Linked DNA regions of Homo sapiens: region 2 is linked to region 1. A link is a loop called in an ENCODE intact Hi-C map of the cell type or tissue named here. Cell type or tissue: PC-9. All regions are shown on one strand. Links, peaks and the distances in the headings refer to the core of each region. The heading gives the core; the rest is flanking DNA.

Region 1 (10,126 bases), core at 1,078-9,077:
CACACCTACATGTGGCAAGCACCAAGACAGGCATTTGAGGGTTTCCAAATCCTCAGGTCTCTTGCTGGGGTCTGGAATTTGGAAGGGGAATCCACCAGCCATGGGGGCATCAGAGGAGAGACTTAGGCAGCGCTGTGGGAGGTTGGCAGATTCCAGGAGTGACAGAGGAGGTTTTTGGTTTGGGAGGGATTTTGTGGCCAATAGCCCATCAACTGTCCTCTGGGATTAGCCCCAGGAAGTTCTGTTTCTAAAACAAAAAATAATCATCTGGATAGGTATGGGAAGCTTCCTAGCTGCTTTTAGGCTGAAGCTTTTTGTCAGTTCCTGGGTACAAGTGACTGTCACTAGGCCTTGGAATCCAACAGCCTTAGATATCACTACCTCCTCCAGGAAGCCTCCCCTGAACTCCTAAGGGGCAATGTTCTGTCATGGCTGGAGGCAGGCCCACCTTAGGAGCAGCCGAGCTTCCCTCAGATGTTTGTTAACACTTGTCCCATTCAATTGACCCAAATCTGCCAGAGAAGGCAGGGAAGGTACATGTGGTCCCTGCCCTCGGAGGGCTCTCAAGTTTAGGGCACCAGCCTTGGGTACTGAAAGCAGCTGGAGAGCAAGAGGAGAGGACACCTGTGTCTCCTCCAAGCACACTGGTAAGCGGCACCGTGCATCTCCTCTGAGCACGCTTGTAAGCAGCACCGCGCTTCCCTTCTTGTGGGCAGAGGGTACAGGCCCACCACACCTGATGCTGGAGCCCCTCCCAGGCCTGCTGGGCCAACCTGGGCCTGAAAGCCAGAGGCTCAAGCTCTGACTGTCCCTTCCAGGAATGCCTCATGCCTGGCCTCTCCCTGCTGTCTGAGTCTCCATTTCTCTGTTTCCTCACTCCCTCAGAGCATGGTCCAGGGGCCCGGATCCCAACCCCAACTCCAAGGCTGGTGGGCTCTACAGACTGCTTTCCAAACCAGCTGTTTTGTGACCATTTGTGCTTAGAGGTCGTGCCAGCCCATGGCAAAGACACTGTGTACTGTATTTATTTATTCTGTTAGTGGAAAAAAACAAGACTTAATTCACCCCTGCCTGTCCCCTCGCCTGCCCCCTGTGTAGTGCTGCATGACACTCTGTGTATCTGTCCTTCTGTCAGTCTCATTCCCTGTGATGTTGTGACCTGTTCTTTGTCTTACTTGGCGAATAAAAGAGAACCCAGCAGCCCAGACCTCAGTCCATGTTCATTCCCAGAGATGCCCGCAGTGGCCTGAGCAGGCAGTGTCTCCAGGTCTGTTCACTGCCCCTCTGATGCCATGGCCAGTGGGGAGGGAGGCGGACCTACTGCACTATTGGCCATTGTCACACTGACTGTGTAGCTCTCTCTGTGGCCCTTACTAATCTGCAGCCGGGATGCCACTCTGGAGTGGCTGCAGGGGAGCAGATAATGGGAGACAGTTCCATCTTCTCTAGGCTGTTTGGACCTCACCCAAACACAAGTGGCAGAGTAGCCTGGGACATGGGACGCCTGAGACAAGCAATGCCTGGGAGTATTCAGTGTAGCTTGGGAGACGGATGGGTCTGCAGGACAGAGAGAGGCAGGGGACTCTGTGGAAAACTGCAAGTAAGCCAGGGCCAAAGGGGAGTGGTAAGAAGAGACATTTGGATCTACAGCCAGAGCTATTTTCCAGTGGAAAGGGAAGCCTTCAGAGGCTGTGAGCTCTGTCCTCAGAGGTGAGCAAGCAGAGGATGAAGGAGGGCTTTCTGCCATGGTGCGCTGGGGTGTGTCTGTGTTGTTATAAGTCTATCTGCAGGTCTGAGAACCTGTGCTATGAATTCCTAAGTGTCTGCTTGCATCTGTGTGTGTACGAGCACATTCACGATGAGCAGGAGAGACAGCGCGAGATAGACGGCAAGACCGTACATATAGGCAATAAGTGCAGAAAAAATGCACAGCCAGGAAGTTCTTGCTGTGAAACCCTGGTCCCTCCAGCTGCATTTCAAGAAAAAGAAGACAAGAGATCTCTGCTCAGTCCTGGCTGCTTTGGCTCCACCTTCTTCCCCGGTGCTCCAGAGTGCCGGCGCAGGGCCAAGAGCCAGAAGAGGTGGTGCATGCACCTGGCTGAGGTTTAGGGGAGGTGACAGTCTCCTCTGTCTGCGGATTTCCTGGTAGGAGAACCCAGCAGACCTGAATGTATGCAGGCAGCTGTCTGCTAGGCTTCCCAGGGGCGGGCCCTGACCTCCCCACTTCCCAGGTCCACCCCAGGAGACGCATTCCTCTCTCCCCAGCGGGCTGAGGATTAGGGCGGGGAGCGTCTCCCTTTCACCTTGTCCCCTGCCTCCCTGGGAGGGGCTGAGAGATCAAATATCTGCCTCAAATCTCCCACTGCTCCCTCCCCTGGCCTGAGCCATTGACTGCCTCCTACGTACTTCAGCCCCAAGGGACACACCTTCCCTGGCATAAAGGGTACCCTGGTAACACTGCAGTTCAAATCACTCATGCACTCAGCATACACAGAGCACCTGCTGTATGCCTATGCCTGTGCTGGGAGCTGGCTACATAGAAACAAGTAAGGAAAACACTACAACACAGGGTGATATGGTGTTCAAAAAATGGAGACCTTGGGATGGGCACAGTGGCTCACGCCTGTAATCCCAGCATTTTGGGAGGCCAAGGTGGGCAGATCACCTGAGGTCAGGAGTTCGAGACCAGCCTGGCCAACATGGCAAAACCCTGTCTTTACTAAAAATAACAAATATTAGCCAGGTGTGGTGGCGTGTGCCTGTAATCCCAGCTATTCAGCTACTCGGGAGGCTGAGGCACAAGAACTGCTTGAACCTGGGAGGCGGAGGTTGCAATGAGCCACGGCACTACTGCACTCCAGCCTGGGCGACAGAGCGAGCCTCTGTCTCAAAACAAAAAACAAAAAACAAACAAAAAAAAGGATACCTGTGGGAGCACAGAAGAGGACCCCTAGCTCAGTCTAGGGAGATCAGAAAGGCCCCTTGGGAGGGAGACTTTTGACCTGAGTCTCATGGGTCCAGTGTTCACCAGGAAGTCAAAGAGAAGGGTGCCCTGGGAGAGGCATAGCTCATAGAAAGCTGCAGGATTGAGCCAGCTTGCCAAAGCCCTGAGCCCTGAAAGAACAAGGGACTTGTCTGGGTGGGGCTTGAGGATGGTGGGGGTGGTGCCAGCCAGTGAGGATGAGGAGGGAAACAAGGACCTTGGACTGAAGCCCAAGGGCCAAGGGTGTGGGAGGCACTGGAAGCTATTCCCAGTGAGGGAGTGGGGTGATCTATGCGTATTTTAGTAACCCCCACTTTCGCTGCATGGTGGCTCATGAGAAGGAGGTGGGGGCAGGAGATCAGAGAGGAGGCCAGTATCTGTCACGTCCTGGTGAGAGGAGGGTGGCATCCATCTGGACTGGGGGAGGGAGTGCAGAGCAGGGGTCTGATTGATGAGAGATTTCGGAAGGAAAATTGTTGTGGTGATTTTAAGCAGGATGGGGAGGGTCAAGGGTACTTTCAAGTCTCTGGCCAGGCAATAGGGTAGATGGAGACCCCTACTCTGTTGGAGTGGAGTGAGTGTCCGAAAATGATCCTGAGCTCAGGGTAGTCTTGTTTGCTGCATTTGAGGAGACTTCTATTTATTCAAGGGAAGATGTAGGGTCTGTCTCTGCTGCTGACACAGACTTTCTCTGTGCCTGGCACCTTACACGTAAGAAGCCACTTGGCTGGGCATGGTGGCCCACTCCTGTAATCCCAGCACTTTGGGAGGCCGAGGCGGGCATATCATGAGGTCAGGAGTTCAAGACCAGCCTGGCCAATAGGGTGAAACCCTGACTCTACTAAAAATACAAAAGTTAGCCGGGCGTGGTGGTAGGCACCTGTATTCACAGCTACTCAGGAGGCTGAGGCAGAAGAATTGCTTGAACCCGGGAGGCAGAGATTGCAGTGAGCTGAGATTGCAGCACTGCACTCCAGCCTGGGCAACAGAGTGAGACTCTGTCTCAAAAAATAATTAATAATAATAATAATAAATAAAAGAAGTCACTTAATCCTTACACAACTCTATGAGGTAGGTACTATTACTATCCTCATTTACAGATGGGAAAACTGAGGTACAGAGTGGTTAAATAACTTGCTGAGGGGCCACATAGCTAGTCATGGGCCAACCAAGGGATGAACCTGGCTGGCCTCAGAATCCATGCTCTTAGCCTTGATGGTTGTCACAGGGAGATGGTGAATGAAGCCACGTTGCTAAATGAGATTACAGAGAGAGAAGCAGAGGATGGGACCTCAGGGAAACGCTGACCACAAAGAGAAGAAGAAGCTACTGGTGGAGCCAGGATGAGCTAAGCCTGGCTTGCTGTTTACTGAGGGCAAATAACTATCCCTCTCTGGTCTGCAGTTTCCTATTCTGTTGAATAGGAATCTTTAACCAGGTCCAGCCTGCTTCCTGGGTGACTCAGAGGAGGTAAAAAGGAGAAGGCACTGGGGAGGCTGAGAAGCTGAGCAGTTCTAGGCCCAGCATGCCGTTGGTGCTCAGATAGCCCATGGTGGGGGAAATGGGAAAGGTAGGGGGCTCCCCGAAGCTTCTCTCCAAATTCCCCATGTTCTCTCTTTCTTTTTTTTGAGATGGAGTTTTGCTCTTGTTGCCCAGGCTGGAGTGCAATGGTGCGGTCTTGGCTCACTGCAACCTCCACCTCCCGGGTTCAAGGGATTCTCCTGCCTCAGCCTCCCCAGTTGCTGGGACTACAGGCGCTGACCACCACTCCTGGCTAATTTTTTGTATTTTTAGTAGAGACGGGTTTCACCATGTTGGCCAGGCTGGTCTCAGACTCTTGACCTCAGGTGATCCACCTGCCTTTGCTTCCCAAAGTGCTGGGATTACAGGCGTGAGCCACCGCCTGGCTGAGCCATGGCGCCCGGTAGTTCCCCCTTCTCTTAGGCCTTGGCCAATGTTCTTGCAGCTCAGGGGTCTGGTTCCTTAGGGGCCCTCAGGGAAGGGGCCCCTGCTGAGAGGGTCTGGGGAATGGACCCCTTTAGGGCTGGGCACTTCCCTCATCTCTTTCCCACAGAGCTGCTCTGGGCTGGAGCCCTCCACCCCCATCACTCATTCTCCTTTAGCTTCTGGGAAAGCCGATTAGGAGGTGGCCTTCTACCCGCCCCCCTGACAAGTGTGTCTGAACTTCCAACAAAGGCCCTCAGAGGGTTGCAGAGGGAGGGCTCAGCACTGGGAACCTGACACCACTGGCCAGGGATCACCCCAGCAGCCTAGGAGGCAGCTCTGTGGGGCTGCCCACCCCACGGCAGGCAGGAATGTCGCTCTGAGAGGGGACCTGGTCCCACAAAGGCCTGGGGGCTGGGCTGAGGCAGGCTGGAGAGGTCTTCACCTGGGAGGCCTCACAATAAGGAAGACAGCAAGGGCCAGCACCCAGGAAGGCACGTGGGAATAGGCATACACGCCCCCACACACTGACAGCCTCTCACACACATTCCCCATACATTCACAGCACACACGCACACACGCATCCTCTCACACCCCTGGGACATGTTGACTTCTGCACTGGACCACACAATCCCAGGGTGTCTGTCTCCCTGTCTCTCATGCCTGTGTACACAGCCCCACTGCAAACCGGCAGACACACAGCCACGCTCTGTCGCCTGATGCTCCACACACCCGCTCCACCCCCAGACATGCATTCTTCCCGGCTTGCTCACACTCCAGACAGCCCCTGAATGCTCAGTGGCACCAGCTCCCCTGTACAGACAGCCTCTCGAGCCAAACTGCTGGCCTGGTGCCCACAGAGACTTGGTGGCGGCTGCCCTGTGATTGTGGAAGATGCCACCCAAATGCCCACATAAGAGTCAGACACTGGTCCCAGCTGCCATGTGAACACCCATGTGCACCAACCCACACATCCACCCCAAGGGGCTGCCTTGAGCCCACCTCTTCACAGCATGCTCCCTCCTGCAGCAGCCTCATGGGCGTGTGACCCATGCAGTCACACAGGGCCCTGGGCTCAGAGGGCCCGCAATGTTCTGATGTCACCATCTTGAAATCTTTACATTTTAAGCAAGGGGCCCTGCATTTTCATTTTGCCCTGGACCCCATAAAATATATAGCTGGTCTCACTCCCACCCCATTTCTATTTATTTATGTATTTATTTGAGACAGAGTTTTGCATTTGTTGCCCAGGCTGGAATGAAATGGTGTGATCTTAGCTCACTGCAACCTCTGCCTCCTAGGTTCAAGCAATTCTCCTGCCTCAGCCTCCCAAGCAGCTGGGATTACAGGCGCCTGCCACCACACCTGGCTAATTTTTTTGTATTTTTAGTAGAGACAGGGGGTTTCACTATGTTGGCCAGGCTGGTCTCGAACTCCTGACCTCAGGTGATCCGCCTGCCTCAGCCTCCCCAAGTGCAGGGATTACAGGTGTAAGCCACAGTGCCCAGCCCACCCCATCTCTTTCAGCTAAGTCACTGGCCCTTCTGTGGCTTCAGAAACCCAAGGCCTCCAGAAAGCCCTCTGCTTCTCCCACCTGCCCAAGGGCCACCACTTCCTCTTCCAGCCACGGTTTCCTTCTCCACCCCATTCCTCATCAGGCAACTGAGTGTGAGGGGTGGAGGGAACTACCAAGAGCATCCTATACACACCTCCTCCTAGTGTCACCTTGGGGCTCAGTATTCTCCTTGGTAAAGTGGGGCGAATGATAATGCCTACTTCAGGGTTCTTTGTTAGGAATAAAAGATAACATCTGTAAAACACTTAGCACAATTTTGGCATTTAGTAAATGCTCAATACTTGCTTGTTTTTTTTTTTTAAATTTGTTTTTACTTTTATTATTTGAGATGAGGTCTCACTGTTATGCCCAAGCTGGTCTCTAGCTCCTGAGCTCAAGTGATCCACCCACCTTGGCCTCCCAAAGTGCTGGGATTACAGGCATGAGCCACGACGCCCGGCCAATACTTGCTTGTTATTATTGCACTTATTACATTATGATAAGTGCCACTAAACAAAAGTAGACTCAGTTCCTGGCCCTATATATAGTCTAATGGATAAAATGGAGATTACTCAAATAATCACACATATATCCACGTAAAGGAGCAGGGGTGAATGAGAAGTGCACACGTCTCTGACCTCGAAGGGCTTACGGCTAACAGGAGGGGCAATCTGAGGCTAGATTCAGGATCAATCTAGGGCAAGACACAGCTCGATTAGAGGTCAGAGTTGGAGCTCAGAATGGGCCATGGCAGGACTCAGTTTGGGGCAGGGCCGGCTCAGTCTGTGACTGGTGCCAAGTCAGTCACAGTTTCATTTCTAGCACTGACTCACTGTGGACTATTTAATAAGCTGCTAGGCTTCTGGGAACCTCTGTTTCATCATCTGTAAAATGGGGAGGTCTCTGTCTACCCCCAGGCTTGTGGGAGTTGAGTGCGGTAATAATGGAAGTGAAGGATTAAGCTTCTGTTGCCACCACTAATGACTCCAAGCCCGGCCCCCTGGGGCTCTCCTCCCCCAGCTCCTTCCAGGCCGGGGAGGCTGCGTGGCCCTCACCCATGTCTCCCGCTGCGGGAAACTGCCACCTCAGCCTGGGATCCTTTCCAAGAAGAGTCTGGAGATTTCACAAAGACCTCTGAACAACAAAAGTTGCAGAAGCGATATTTCCTCCTGGGGTTGACCGCCCCGTGGCTCCTTTATCTTGGCAGCCAGGCTTGAAGAGCTGTTCTTGGAAAGAGCCTGTGTGGGCGTGTGTGGGTGCACGTGGGTGTGAGTGTGTGTACAAGCTGCTCTTTGTTGTTGGTCTCATCTAAGCGGGACGATAGACCCGCAGGCCTGGGTCCTTCCCAGGTCACCCTGCCCATCTCCTGGCCTCTGCACAGCATGTGCTGGGCAGCCAGGAGGGAGGGAACACATTCTTTTTTACCTTAGGATTCTCCTGAAGAGAACTCCAGAACACAGGAGCCCCAGTGCTTCAGGAAGAATCCAGGGTACCTGAGGCAGAAGCTTCACGACAGGGGGCTGAGGCGGAAACTTGACGACACGGGAGATTAAGGGGAGGTAAAGGCAGGTGCTCATCGGCCCGCCCCTCGCTGTCTCCTTAGCATGCACAGCCCCTGTGGAGGCAGGGCCCGCGAGACGTCTGAAAGGTTCACCTCCTTCAGGTTTACCTTCAGTCTGCCCTCGGTAAGCTGCCTAGAAAGGACCGCGCAGCCTGCAAGCCCCAGCCTGCCTCTTGGACTGTGGGCTATTGGAAAAGCCCTTCTCTGGGCCTCAGTCCCTATTCATTTTTTTAAAGACAGGGTCTCACTCTGTCACCCAGGCTGAAATGCAGTGGTATGATCACAGCTCACTGCAGCCTCACCTTCCTGGGCTCAAGCCATCCTTCCACTTCAGCCTCCCAAGCAGCTGGGACTACAGGTACACATCACCATGCCCAGCTAATTTTTGTATTTTTTGACAGAGGTGGGGTTTCACCATGTTGCCCAGGCTGGCCTTGAACTCTTGAGCTCAAGTGATCCGCCAGCCTTGGTCTCCCAAAGTGCTGGGATTACAGGTGTGAGCCACCATGCCCAGCCCTCTGTCCCTATTTTTTTTTTAAGTGGGGCTTTGGACAACTTCTGAGCCTGATTTAAGCGCCCCACCCTGCTGGGTTGGGTGGAAGCCATAGATACATAGAAGAATAACTGAAAAAGCAGTCATTCTTCTGTCTGCCTTGTTACCTCCCTCTCCCACACTCCAGCCACCAGGGGCCTGCAGAGCCCAGGAGGATGGACAAGGTGTGGGGGAGAGGTCGCCTACTAAAGAGCCAGGCCTGTTGAAGTCTGGCCATTTCTGCTTCAGTTTCTCAGAATAGACATTCTCACCGGTCTCTAGTTCGGCTTCCATCCGGGGAGGAATCACTGATACCCAGCTCCTATCCACAAGCCTGAAGGGGTGGGCAGCTCACTACCTTCCAGGGCAGCCTACGCCAGGGCTGTTGGAAAGTTCTTCTTCATGTTGTCTGAAATCTGCCACCCAGTAGCCTCCTTATCAGGCCTGGCTTGGCCTGGGAGCCACACAGAACATGTCTATTCATGCTGTTGTGGAGTGTGTCACCCAGCTGGCGTGGCACCTCACACACTCACCGTGCCCTCTCCCCGGATACCTCTGCTCTGCCGGTCCCTCCTCCTGGGGACAGGCTTCACTCTTCAGAGCCCAGCCACATGCCACCTGCTCCAGGAAGACTTGCCAGATTATCACAGGGGAGGGAGATGCCCCTCCTCCTCTTGATGCCTCTGACCACTATATACAGTTCTCAACCACTGCCAGATGGGGCTCCCTGGGCAGAAGCTGGCATGGCATACAGCCTGGTATGGAGTTTGTGTTCAACCAGTACTGAACTTGTTAAATTAACTGGGAAGAGCATGTGAGGGACAAGCTCTGCTGAGGACCTCAGGGAACCAGGCTTCTGTCTGGGCCCTGCCATGGCTTTGCAGTACACTTGGGCAAGCCCTGGCTTTTTCTGGGCCTCTGTCTCCTGTGTAGAGGTTGGTCAGGGTGGTCCATACAGGTGCCTTTCTCAGGCAGCCTTGGTTTCCAAGAGTCTTGCTGGGTTTTGTCTTCCATGTGATATCATCCTGTGTCCTCAATTGTTCCATTCAGAGCTTCTTCCCATGCTGGGTCCTCCTGGCTGGGGGTGCAGATGGGGCTTAGAGGTCATCAGAGGGCAAAGGCACAGCAGCCTGGGGCAGTGGAGTGAGCGGATCTCCTGGGACAGCACCCAAGGACAGGTGGACCCTCTGTCCTTGCAGGCCTTCTCACTTTTCCTGCCTGCCTCCCTCATGCCATCTTTAAGAGATGAGGCTAGGTCCAAGGCAGCGGCCATGCCACAGCCTCCTGTCTCTTCCAGAGGACATGGCTCTGTCCTGGCACAGTCTCCTAGTTCTCGGCATCAACATCCAGAGTTTAGGGACCATGTCCCAGTCTCTGTGAGGTGGATGGGAAGTCAACATTAGTTGACTGAGCACCACCTGCGTGGAAGATGCAGCCCCCCCCCCCCCATCACTGGGAATACAGTGCTGAGCAGGACAGCACCTGATGTGCGAGGGGGAAGACAGACAACAAATACATAAGCAATGGAATGTACCTTTGGCAGGCCGATTA
Region 2 (10,126 bases), core at 995-8,994, 190 kb before region 1:
AAAATGAGTCCCCTGCTATGAGTTTCCTCATGCTTCAGCTGTGTGTGGACCAGTCAGCTTCCGGGTATGACTGGAGCAGGGCTTGTCGTCTTCTTCAGAGTCACTTTGCAGGGGTTGGCGAAGCTGCTCCCATCCGCGTACAGCTCCCAGTCTACTGCTGTTTAAGGATGGTCTCGGAGTTTGGGCCCACTAGAATAAACTGAGTCCAATACTTCTACACAGTTATGTTTAACTGGGCTCTCTGATACAAGATGCCCAGCAAGATGGCGGGGTTTAGGGTGTTGCAAACTTCAATGGTTATGCAGGGATTTTCACAGAGCAAGCTTTGGTATCTAGTTAGTCCAGCATTCATTAGTTAATGGTGTCCTTTGGTATTTATTAAAATCACCACAGCATGGGGGGACTTTAGGTTTTGCCTAAGAGTTAGCTTATTTGCTTCTTGTGCTAACAGGGCCGTTGCTGCCAGGGCCCTTGGACGTGGGGCCAGCCTTTGGAAACCCCGTCTAGTTGCTTTGAGAGATAGGCCACTGGCCTTGGCCAGGGCCCTACAGTCTGGGTTAAAACTCTAACTGCCATTTTTTCTCTTTCTGACACATAGAGTGTAAAGAGTTTTGTCAGGTCAGATAGCCTCAGGGCTGGGCCCAAAAGGAGTTTTTTTTTAACTCATGTAAAGCTCATTGTAATAGATGTAGTTTTTCTAATCTACATTTTTATTGACTGTCATCTATCAAAATATTGACTTAAATCCTGTAACTATTTGATTTCAAGCTTTAAATTGATCTGGTATTCCTTGCGGGGCTCCAGTTGCATCTAAATAGATGTGAGAGTTGAAAGACCTATAAGGAGCTTCTCTCGCTTTATGATGTCTTATTTTTTTTTTTTCCTCTGGTTGATGAAATGCCAGGGTAAAAGGGATAGCCAAATGGACTAAAGCACAAGTGCCACTCTAGTTATTCAGCAGAGTGCCCAGTAAAGGTCCACCACAATACCACCATACATCCACTCGGGGATGAACAGAGGCTGACTGATTGATAAGCTCTTGAAAATTCTTAAGCTCACTGCATCCCTTCAGGTCTCCAAGGAATGCTAAATCTCCTCCCTGCCATGAGAGACAAGAAGTGAACTTAGTGTTGGGAGACATAAGTTGGATGGCCCTCCGGGGCTGACCCGCAGGGACTTCAGGATATAGCAGAGAGAGCTTGGCATGACTTATCACTCCAGGCTGTAGAATCCTGGAAAAGAGCTACCATGCAGCCCACGCCTGGTCGACTGGAGGACCACCTTAGTGGAAGGGGGACAATCAGGGCCTCTGGCCTGCCACGTGCACAAGCATAACAATTGCTTTTGTTTAACGTGCAGATGGAATATATGATCCATTTCAACCAGGCATTTGCATCTTGGTATGCCGTCTTAATTGCCAAAGTTTGTTTTAAGTCTTTAACTTGTATGGTCCTCTAGTAAAATGAATGTTTCCTTTAGCACCTATTTTTATTAGTTTTTAGACCAAAGAAAGCTAAACATTATTTTATATTTAATAATGTTTCTTGTATGATTTTTATACCAGATAAGTTAAATTTTACCTTTATATTAGTGTGTTGTTAATGTTAAACTTAATTTTAATAAAACCTTGTAGACATATTTATCCAATTTTTTATGTTTGACCAATTTTTTATGCTTGAAGGCGGCATGCTCATTAAGAGTCATCACCACTCCCTAATCTCAAGTACCCAGGGACACAAACACTGCAGAAGGCCTCAGGGACCTCTGCCTAGGAAAGCCAGGTATTGTCCAAGGTTTCTCCCCATGTGATAGTCTGAAATATGGCCTCGTGGGAAGGGAAAGACCTGACCATCCCCCAGCCCGACACCCGTAAAGGTTCTGTGCTGAGGAGAATTAGTAAAAGAGGAAGGAATGCCTCTTTGCAGTTGAGACAAGAGGAAGGCATCTATCTCCTGCGCGTCCCTGGGCAATGGAATGTCTCAGTGTAAAACCCAATTGTATATTCCATCTACTGAGATAGGGGAAAACCGCCTCAGGGGTGGAGGTGGGACATGCGGTGGGCAATACTGCTCTTTAAGGCATTGAGATGTTTATGTGTATGCATATCTAAAGCACAGCACTTAATTCTTTACCTTGTTCATGATGCAGAGAGCTTTGTTCACGTGTTTACCTGCTGACCTTCTCTCCACTATTATCCTATGACCCTGCCACATCCCCCTCTCTGAGAGAGAAACACCCAATAATGATCAATAAATACTAAGGGAACTTAGAGTCCGGCGGGATCCTCCGTATGCTGAACGCTGGTCCCCTGGGCCCCCTTATTTCTTTCTCTATACTTTGTCTCCATGTCTTTTTCTTTTCCAAGTCTCTCGTTCCACCTAACAAGAAACACCCAAAGGTGTGGAGGGGCAACCCACCCCTTCATTTTTTGTTTACAACTTTTGGAGACAATTTTTCAACATGTCTCAACTTTCTGACTTATTACAAACTTTTTTTCTTTAAACAAACAGTTAATTTATTTCAGGACAAGAATTTACCATATAACACTCTTTTTACATAAATTTTGCCTGCCCCCCTTTTTTTTTCTTTTTTTGAAGATAACCATTCCTTATGTCTTTGGACTAGACTGTCCAAGGCCACAAGATTAGAAGTTACCATAATACATGTTACACTGTTAACTTTTAGCAAACGTCACTTTTGTTGAAAACCTTGTAAGTTTGGGATTTCAATTATCCTTTGCTATTAATAAGACCTTGTTTAGTCTAAATTAACTTAGAATTGGTATAGATGGCCTCTTTTTCTCTCTGCTGGTCTTTCCTTGCCTCTGCCAGCCATTTATGCCGCTATTCTTTTTTTTGAGATGGAGTCTTGCTCTGTCGCCCGGGCTAGAGTGCAGTGGTGCGATCTCAGCTCACTGCAAGCTCCGCCTCCTAGGTTCATGCCATTCTCCTGCCTCAGCCTCCCCAGCAGCTGGGACTACAGGTGCCTGCCACCACGCCCAGCTAATTTTTTTTTTTTGTATTTTTAGTAGAGACGGGGTTTCACCGTGTTAGCCAGGATGGTCTCGATCTCCTGACCTTGTGATCCGCCCGCCTCGGCCTCCCAAAGTGCTGGGATTACAGGTTTGAGCCACCGTGCCCGGCCATTATGCTGCTATTCTCTTGACTGCTGTGGGGGGGAAGGGGGTCTAAAACCAGCTGTAACTGTCTATGTACAGAAACTGGTCTGGGTGCCTTGGCTTACAGGTGGCCTTCTGTCATACCTTTGAAACAACGGACCTGTCCAGGCCAACCCACCTCTAATGCTGTCCAGTCTATTTCACACAAAGTTTTAAGTTTTCCTGGTGCCACAGTAACACCGTAATCTCCCTTAAATTCTCTCTTGAAATTCTCTTTTTAACATAGTTCCTAGTGGGGTGGGCTTATTTGCCTGACCCATGCTGCTTTTTTTTTTTGATACAAAATACCATGCTCACATCACACACACTCACCACAAGACAAAGAACAGGTAAAAAGGGCACACATACACTTTTACCGTTTATACCAAACCAAAATCACGAAATTCAAAATCCGAGTACCAAAAAATCCAAGACAAGTCAAAACCAAAACCAAAGTATCCAGCAATTCAAGTCAAGTTAAAACCAGAACAAAAGTGCCAATGCAGACCCGCCATGGGTGATCAGGCCATGCTTCCACTCAGATGGAGTGGGGCAAGTTCCAAAGACTAGTCTTACCAAGTTTCAGATGTCCGGACTCCAAGTGCCAGTTCCTTCCTGGTGTTCAGCCACTGTGTTAATCCTCTGTGGGGGCCTGCTACATGCTGCTCTGGCGACGCGTTCCACTGGGGCAATTGCCTACCCGGGAGCACTCTTTGGATCGCGTCACTCAAGCTGTCTGGAGTCCCCCACAGGGACGCTCCACAGGGCAGGTTTAAGCCGGCCGTCAGTCACCTCGCTTCCCGGTCAGGGAACCAAGAAATGTAGCAGGACAAGCCGCAGACAAAAACCTCTCAGACACCGAGTTGTAGAAGGAAGGGCTTTATTCATCTGGGAGCATCGGCAAGCTACTGCCTTAAAATCCGAACTCCCCGAGTGAGCAATTCCTGTCCCTTTTAAGGGCTCACAACTCTAAGGATTTCACATGAAAGGGTCGTGATTGATTTGAGCAAGCAAGGAGTACGTGACAGGGGCTGCATGCACCGGTGCTCAGAGAGAAACAGAACAGGGCAGGGAGTTTCACAGTGTTCTTCTATACAATGTCTGGAATCTATGAATAACATCGGTTTTTAAGTTATGAGTTGATTTTTAACTACTGGGTTTAGGTCAGGCAGGCCAGGGCCTGGTTTCGGGCCTGGCGCCGGGCTGCCTGTCTTTGGTTTTACTTCCTTGTTTTTTTTTTTTTTTCTTAAAACAGGTACTGAGTATAAAACAATATAAAACCATATGAGAAGTTCTCTCTCTTCCCTCAAACTCTTATAAGACTTAAAGTTGTGGCCGGGCACGGTGGCTCATGCCTGTAATCCCAGCACTTTGGGAGGCCGAGACGGGCGGATCACGAGGTCAGGAGATTGAGACTATCCCGGCTAACACAGTGAAACCCCGTCTCTACTAAAAATACAAAAAATTAGCTGGGCGTGTTGGCGGGCGCCTGTAGTCCCAGCTACTCGGGAGGCTGAGGCAGGAGAATGGCGTGAACCCGGGAGGCGGAGCTTGCAGTGAGCTGAGATCGCGCCACTGCACTCCAGCCTGGGGGACAGAGCGAGACTCCGTCTCAAAAAAAAAAAAAGTTGTTATTTCACAAACACAAAACTAAATAATATTACAAGGCTGAGTATGTGCAGTATTAAACTATATTTGTTATTCTCACCTGGTTTTTACCTTTCCTAAGACTTTTAAATAGCGATTCTATTATTACTAATTTTTGGCCCTTGCTTGTTTAACCTCCTAGTAACATTTGTGTCTTCTAGACTACAATAATTCCACATGAAAACAATGCTGGCACAAGACTTCTAACCCATCCCATCTTCTGACTTAGAAAATAAAAACAAGCAGCTATTAGACCCATCAGATTAGGTATCCAGAGATTGTCACTCCTCCAATGCTAGGCAGGGCCTATGACCATAAAATTAGCAGAAAACAGCTACAGAAGATGGCCCTCTTCCCTTCTGCAGCCCATTTAAGGTCTTTTTAAAGAGAGAGTCTCACTCTGTCCCCCAGGCTGGAGCGCAGTGGTGCTATCTTGGCCCACTGCAACCTCCTCCCGAGTTCAAATGATTCTCCTGCCTCAGCCTCCTGAGTAGCCTGGACCACAGGCCTGTGCCCCACGCCCAGCTAATTTTTGTATTTTTAATACAGATGGGGTTTCATTATGATGGCCAGGCTGGTCTCGAACCCCCGGCCTCAAGTGATCTACCTGCTTTGGCCTCCCAAAGTGCTGGGATTACAGGCCTAAGCCACCACACCTGGCCGCCCCTTTAAGATTAAGGAGGAGTATCTAATCTCTGAGGGGGAATGAAGTAGGGGACTGGCAGGAATTATTTCCAGCTCCCAAGGTGCCGCTTAGATAAAATGAAGAAACCGGCAGGAACCAGCAGATGGCAACAAAAACCATCCCTAGCTACCCTCACTGGTCATTAGCATAAGATACTTCCTCTGGGGCATATTTACAGATGCTATGGCAATGACCAGGAAGTTACTGCCCCTTTCCTAGAAAGTTAGGAATAACCTGCCCCTCAATTTGCATTAGCCTGCTTCTTAATTTGCATCTAATTAAAAGTGGGTGTAAGTGGCTATAAATACAGTTGCTAACAGGACAAGAGCGGCTCTGGGCACACTGCCTATGAGTTGTCTCTACTCTACAAGGAGTAGCTCCAGTTCAATAAAAATTGCTGTTTGACCACTCATGGTGGCTGATGCCTCCAATAACAGCACTTGGGGAGGCTGAGGCAGGAAGATTGCTTGAGCTCAGGAGCTTGAGACCAGCCTGGGCAACATAATGAGATCTTGTCTCTACAAAAAATACAAAAATTAGCTGGTCATGGTGGTGGGCACCTGTGGTCCCAGCTACTTGGGTAGCTGAGGTGGGAAGCTTGTTTGAGCCCAGTAGGTTGAGACTGCAGTGAATTGGGATTGCACCACTGCACTCTAGCCTGGGTGGCAGAGTGAGACCCTGACTCAAAAAAAAATTGCTGTTTAACACCACCGGCTCACCCTTAAATTCTTTCCTGGGCAAAGCCAAGATCCTTCCCAGACTAAGCCCCAGTTTTGGGGCTCGCCTGCCTGTCTGCATCTAAACCACAGCCCTGCACAAAAACCATCACAACCTTACACAAAATACTACTGTGAAAACATCTGCCCAGTAACTGCCTGTCCAACCTTGGACTGATGCTTGTTATTGACTAACCCTTGTTACTAATTCTTGTAGCAAGGGATAATTGTTCCAAAACAACTTACTATGTGTAACGATTCTCACTTTTCCTTTAACCCCCGCCCCCCCTGCTTTTTTTTTCAGGTCAGGCATAGTGGTTCATGCCTGTAATCCCAACTCTTTGAGTGGCCAAGGCAGGCGGTCCCTTGAGCCCAGGAGTTTGAGACCAGCCTGGGTAAAATGGTGAAACCTCATCTCTACAAAAAATATGAAAATTAGCCAGGTGTGGTGGCTTGTGCCAGTAGTAGTCCCAGCTACTTGGGAGGCTGAGGCAGGAGGATTGATTGAGCCTGGGAGGTTGAGGCTGCAGTGAGCCATGACTGTGCAACTGCGCTCCAGCCTGGGCAACACAATGAGACCCTGTCTCAAAAAAAATTAAAAAACAAAAAACAACTCTTGTTTTCCTTTACCTCCTCATATGCCCGTAGGTTAATATGGTACCATATTCCACATTGCAATGCTTACTCCTGAATTAATTGATTATATTTGGATAATCTCTTTTATTTAGTTTGACAACAGAACTAAGGTAGAAAGAAATCAACTATAAATATAAGAGTGGAAATCAATTACATATAAAAGAAACGGAGGAAAACAACAAAACCGAAAGCTAGTCCTTTGAAAAGTTCAATAAAATATATAAACATCTCATTAGCCTGATAAGGTACAAAAGAGGGAAGACACAAATTGCCAATATCAGTAATAGGGGACATCACTAAGGATCCTATAAACCAAAGGTCAGCAAGCTTTTTCTGTAAAGATTCAGGGAGCATGTTTGGCTTTGTGGGCCACACATGATCTGTGGAGCAACTACTTAACTCTATTGCAGTGGTAAAGGAGCCATAAAAATTATGTATTTATATTTCAAAAACAGGCTGCAGGATGAATTTGGCTTGTGGCTGTAGTTTGCCGCCCCATACTATAGACATTAAAAGGATAATAATGGAATATTCTGAAACACTTTATATGAAGACAATCAATACCTTAGATGAAATGGACACATTCTTTAAAAGACTAAAATTGTTGGGGCTGGGCTTGGTGGCTCATGCCTGTAATTCCAGCACTTTGGGAGGCTGAGGCAGGGGGATCACCTGAGGTTGAAAGTTAGAGACCAGCCTGGGCAATATGGTGAAACCCCGTCTCTACTAAAAATACAAAAATTAGCCGGGTATGGTGGTGCGTACCTGTAATCCCAGCTACTCAGGAGGCTGAGGCACAAGAATCTCGAACCTGGGAGGTGTAGGTTGCAGTGAGCTGAGATTGCACCACTGCACTCCAGCCTGGGTGACAGAGTAAGACTCTGTCTCAAAAAAAGAAAAAAAAAAGATTCAAATTGTCAAAACCAATGCAAGAAGAATTAGAAAGTTCAAATAGCTCTATATTAGGGTTTCTCAACCTCAGCACTGTTGATATTTAGGTTGGATAATTGTTGTGGGGAAGGGCTGTCCTGTGTATTGCAGGGTACTGAGCAGTATCCCTGGCCTCTACTGACTAGATGCCAGAATGACCACCCAGTTGTAACAACCCCAAATGTCTCCAGATGTTACCACATGTCCCCCAAGGGAGGGATAAAATCACCACTGCCCTATATCATTAAAGCAATTGAGCCAGGCACGGTGGCTCATGCCTGTAATCCCAGCACTTTGGGAGGCTGGGGCAGGCAGATCACCTGAGGTCAGGAGTTTGAGACCAGCCTGACCAATATGGAGAAAACCTCGTCTCTACTCAAAATACAAAATTAGCCGGATGTGGTGGCACATGCCCGTAATCCCAGCTGCTCGGGAGGCTGAGGCAGGAGAATTGCTTGAACCTGGGAGGCGGAGGTTGTGATGAGCCAAGATGTGCCATTGCACTCCAGCCTGGGCAACAAGAAGGAAACTCCGTCACAAAAAAAAAAAAAAAAAAAAGGCCAGGCGCAGTGGCTCATGCCTGTAATCCCAGCACTTTGGGAGGCCGAGGCAGGCGGATCACCTGAGGTCAGGAGATCAACACCATCCTGGCTAACATGGTGAAACCCTGTCTCTACTAAAAAATATAAAAAATTAGCCAGGCGTGGTGGTGGGCACCTGTAGTCCCAGCTACTTGGGAGGCTGAGGCAGGAGAATGGTGTGAACCCAGGAGGTGGAGCTTGCAGCGAGCCGAGATGGCACCACTGCACTCCAGCCTGGGCGACAGAGCGAGACTCCTCAAAAAAAGAAAAAAAAAAAAGAAATTGAGAAGTTGGTTAATAGGTACAAAAATATGGTTAGAGAGAAGGAATAAATTCTAGTATTTGATAGTAAAGTAGGGAAATTATAATTATAAATAATTTAGTGTATATTTTAAAATATCTAGAAGAATTATAATGATCCCAACACAAAGATAAATGTTTGTGTTTGAGGTGATGGATATCCCAATCCCTTCATAATTGATCATTATACATCATATACATGTATCAAAATATCACATGTACTCCCAAAATATGTACAATTATTATATATCAATAAAAATCACCAGCCTGACTTTGGGAGGCCGAGGCGGGCGGATCACGAGGTCAGGAGATCGAGACCATCCTGGCTAACACGGTGAAACCCCGTCTCTACTAAAAATACAAAAAATTAGCCGGGCGAGGTGGCGGGCGCCTGTAGTCCCAGCTACTCGGGAGGCTGAGGCAGGAGAATGGCGTGAACCCCCGGGGGCGGAGCCTGCAGTGAGCCGAGATTGCGCCACTGCACTCCAGCCTGGGCGACAGCGAGACTCCGTCTCAAAAAAAAAAAAAAAAAAAAAAAAAAAAAAAAAATCACCAGCCTGGCCAACATGGTGAAACCCTGTCTCTACTAAAAATACAAAAGAAAAAAAAATTAGCCAGGTGCGGTGGCGGGTGCCTGTAATCCTAGCTACTCAGGAGGCTGAGGCAGGAGAATCGCTTGAACCTGGGAGGCGGAGGTTGCAGTGAGCCGAGATCATGCCATTGCACTCCAGCCTGGGCAACAAGAAGGAAACTCCAACTCAAAAAAAGAAAAAATTAAAAAAAAAAAAGAAAATAGAAGTGAAGGGACATTTCCTAAATTCATTTTATGAGGCCAGCATTACCCTGATATCAGAATCAAACAAAGACTTTATAAGAAGAAAAAACTGCAGGCAAATACGACTCATTAACTCAGACCCAAGAATCCCAACAATCTGGGAGGCCGGAGCGGGCGGATCACGAGGTCAGGAGATCGAGACAATCCTGGCTAACACAGTGAAACCCCATCTCTACTAAAAATACAAAAAATTAGCCGGGCGCGGTGGCGGGCGCCTGTAGTCCCAGCTACTCGGGAGGCTGAGGCAGGAGAATGGCGTGAACCCGGGAGGCGGAGCTTGCAGTGAGCAGAAATAGCGCCACTGCACTCCGGCCTGGGTGAAAGAGCAAGGCTCCGTCTCAAAAAAAAAAAAAAACACACACACACACACAAAAAAGAATCCCAACAATATTTAAAAAGAATACTGTATCATCGGCTGGGCGCAGTGGCTCGTACCTGTAATCGCAGCACTTTGGGAGGCCAAGGTGGGTGGATCACCTGAGGTCAGGAGTTCAAGACCAGATTGGCCAACATGGCAAAACCCTGACTCTACTAAAAATATAAAAATTAGCTGGGCGTGGTGGCCTGCACCTGTAGTCTCAGCTACTCAGGAGGCTGAGGCAGAAGAATCGCTTGAACCTGGGAGGCGTGGGTTGCAGT

Evidence for each region. Hi-C counts contacts between places; a loop is a spot of excess contacts. Peaks named below come from ENCODE experiments on the same cell type or tissue, not always from the same donor. Only the 100,000 strongest peaks of a DNase experiment are listed, where the experiment ranks them.
Region 2: it touches region 1 in a loop (4-fold over the local background); 6 of 110 quality-filtered maps call a loop at or near these places.

What each region holds. Positions count from the first base shown.
Region 1 is chr1:46,515,012-46,525,137 of GRCh38, forward strand. It overlaps DMBX1 (diencephalon/mesencephalon homeobox 1), which reads left to right. Exons shown (of 6, transcript NM_172225.2): 6 at 1-1,205. Among named protein-coding and RNA genes, the nearest start is that of TMEM275, 15 kb to the right of the region's middle. RefSeq lists enhancers at 1,926-2,777, 7,209-8,160, 8,161-9,111, 9,112-10,062, 10,063-10,126 and a cis regulatory region at 7,165-8,237. In PC-9, for the core only: a CTCF peak has its summit at 2,485; DNase peaks (open chromatin) are centred at 2,230, 5,210, 5,690 and 7,600; H3K4me3 peaks cover 1,231 bases; H3K27ac peaks cover 4,751 bases.
Region 2 is chr1:46,328,092-46,338,217 of GRCh38, forward strand. No RefSeq gene overlaps it. Among named protein-coding and RNA genes, the nearest start is that of NSUN4, 7.7 kb to the right of the region's middle. RefSeq lists enhancers at 666-1,394, 1,395-2,124, 2,125-2,853, 3,584-4,313 and a silencer at 5,849-5,898. In PC-9, for the core only: CTCF peaks have their summits at 5,593 (motif pointing right) and 5,792; a DNase peak (open chromatin) is centred at 5,640.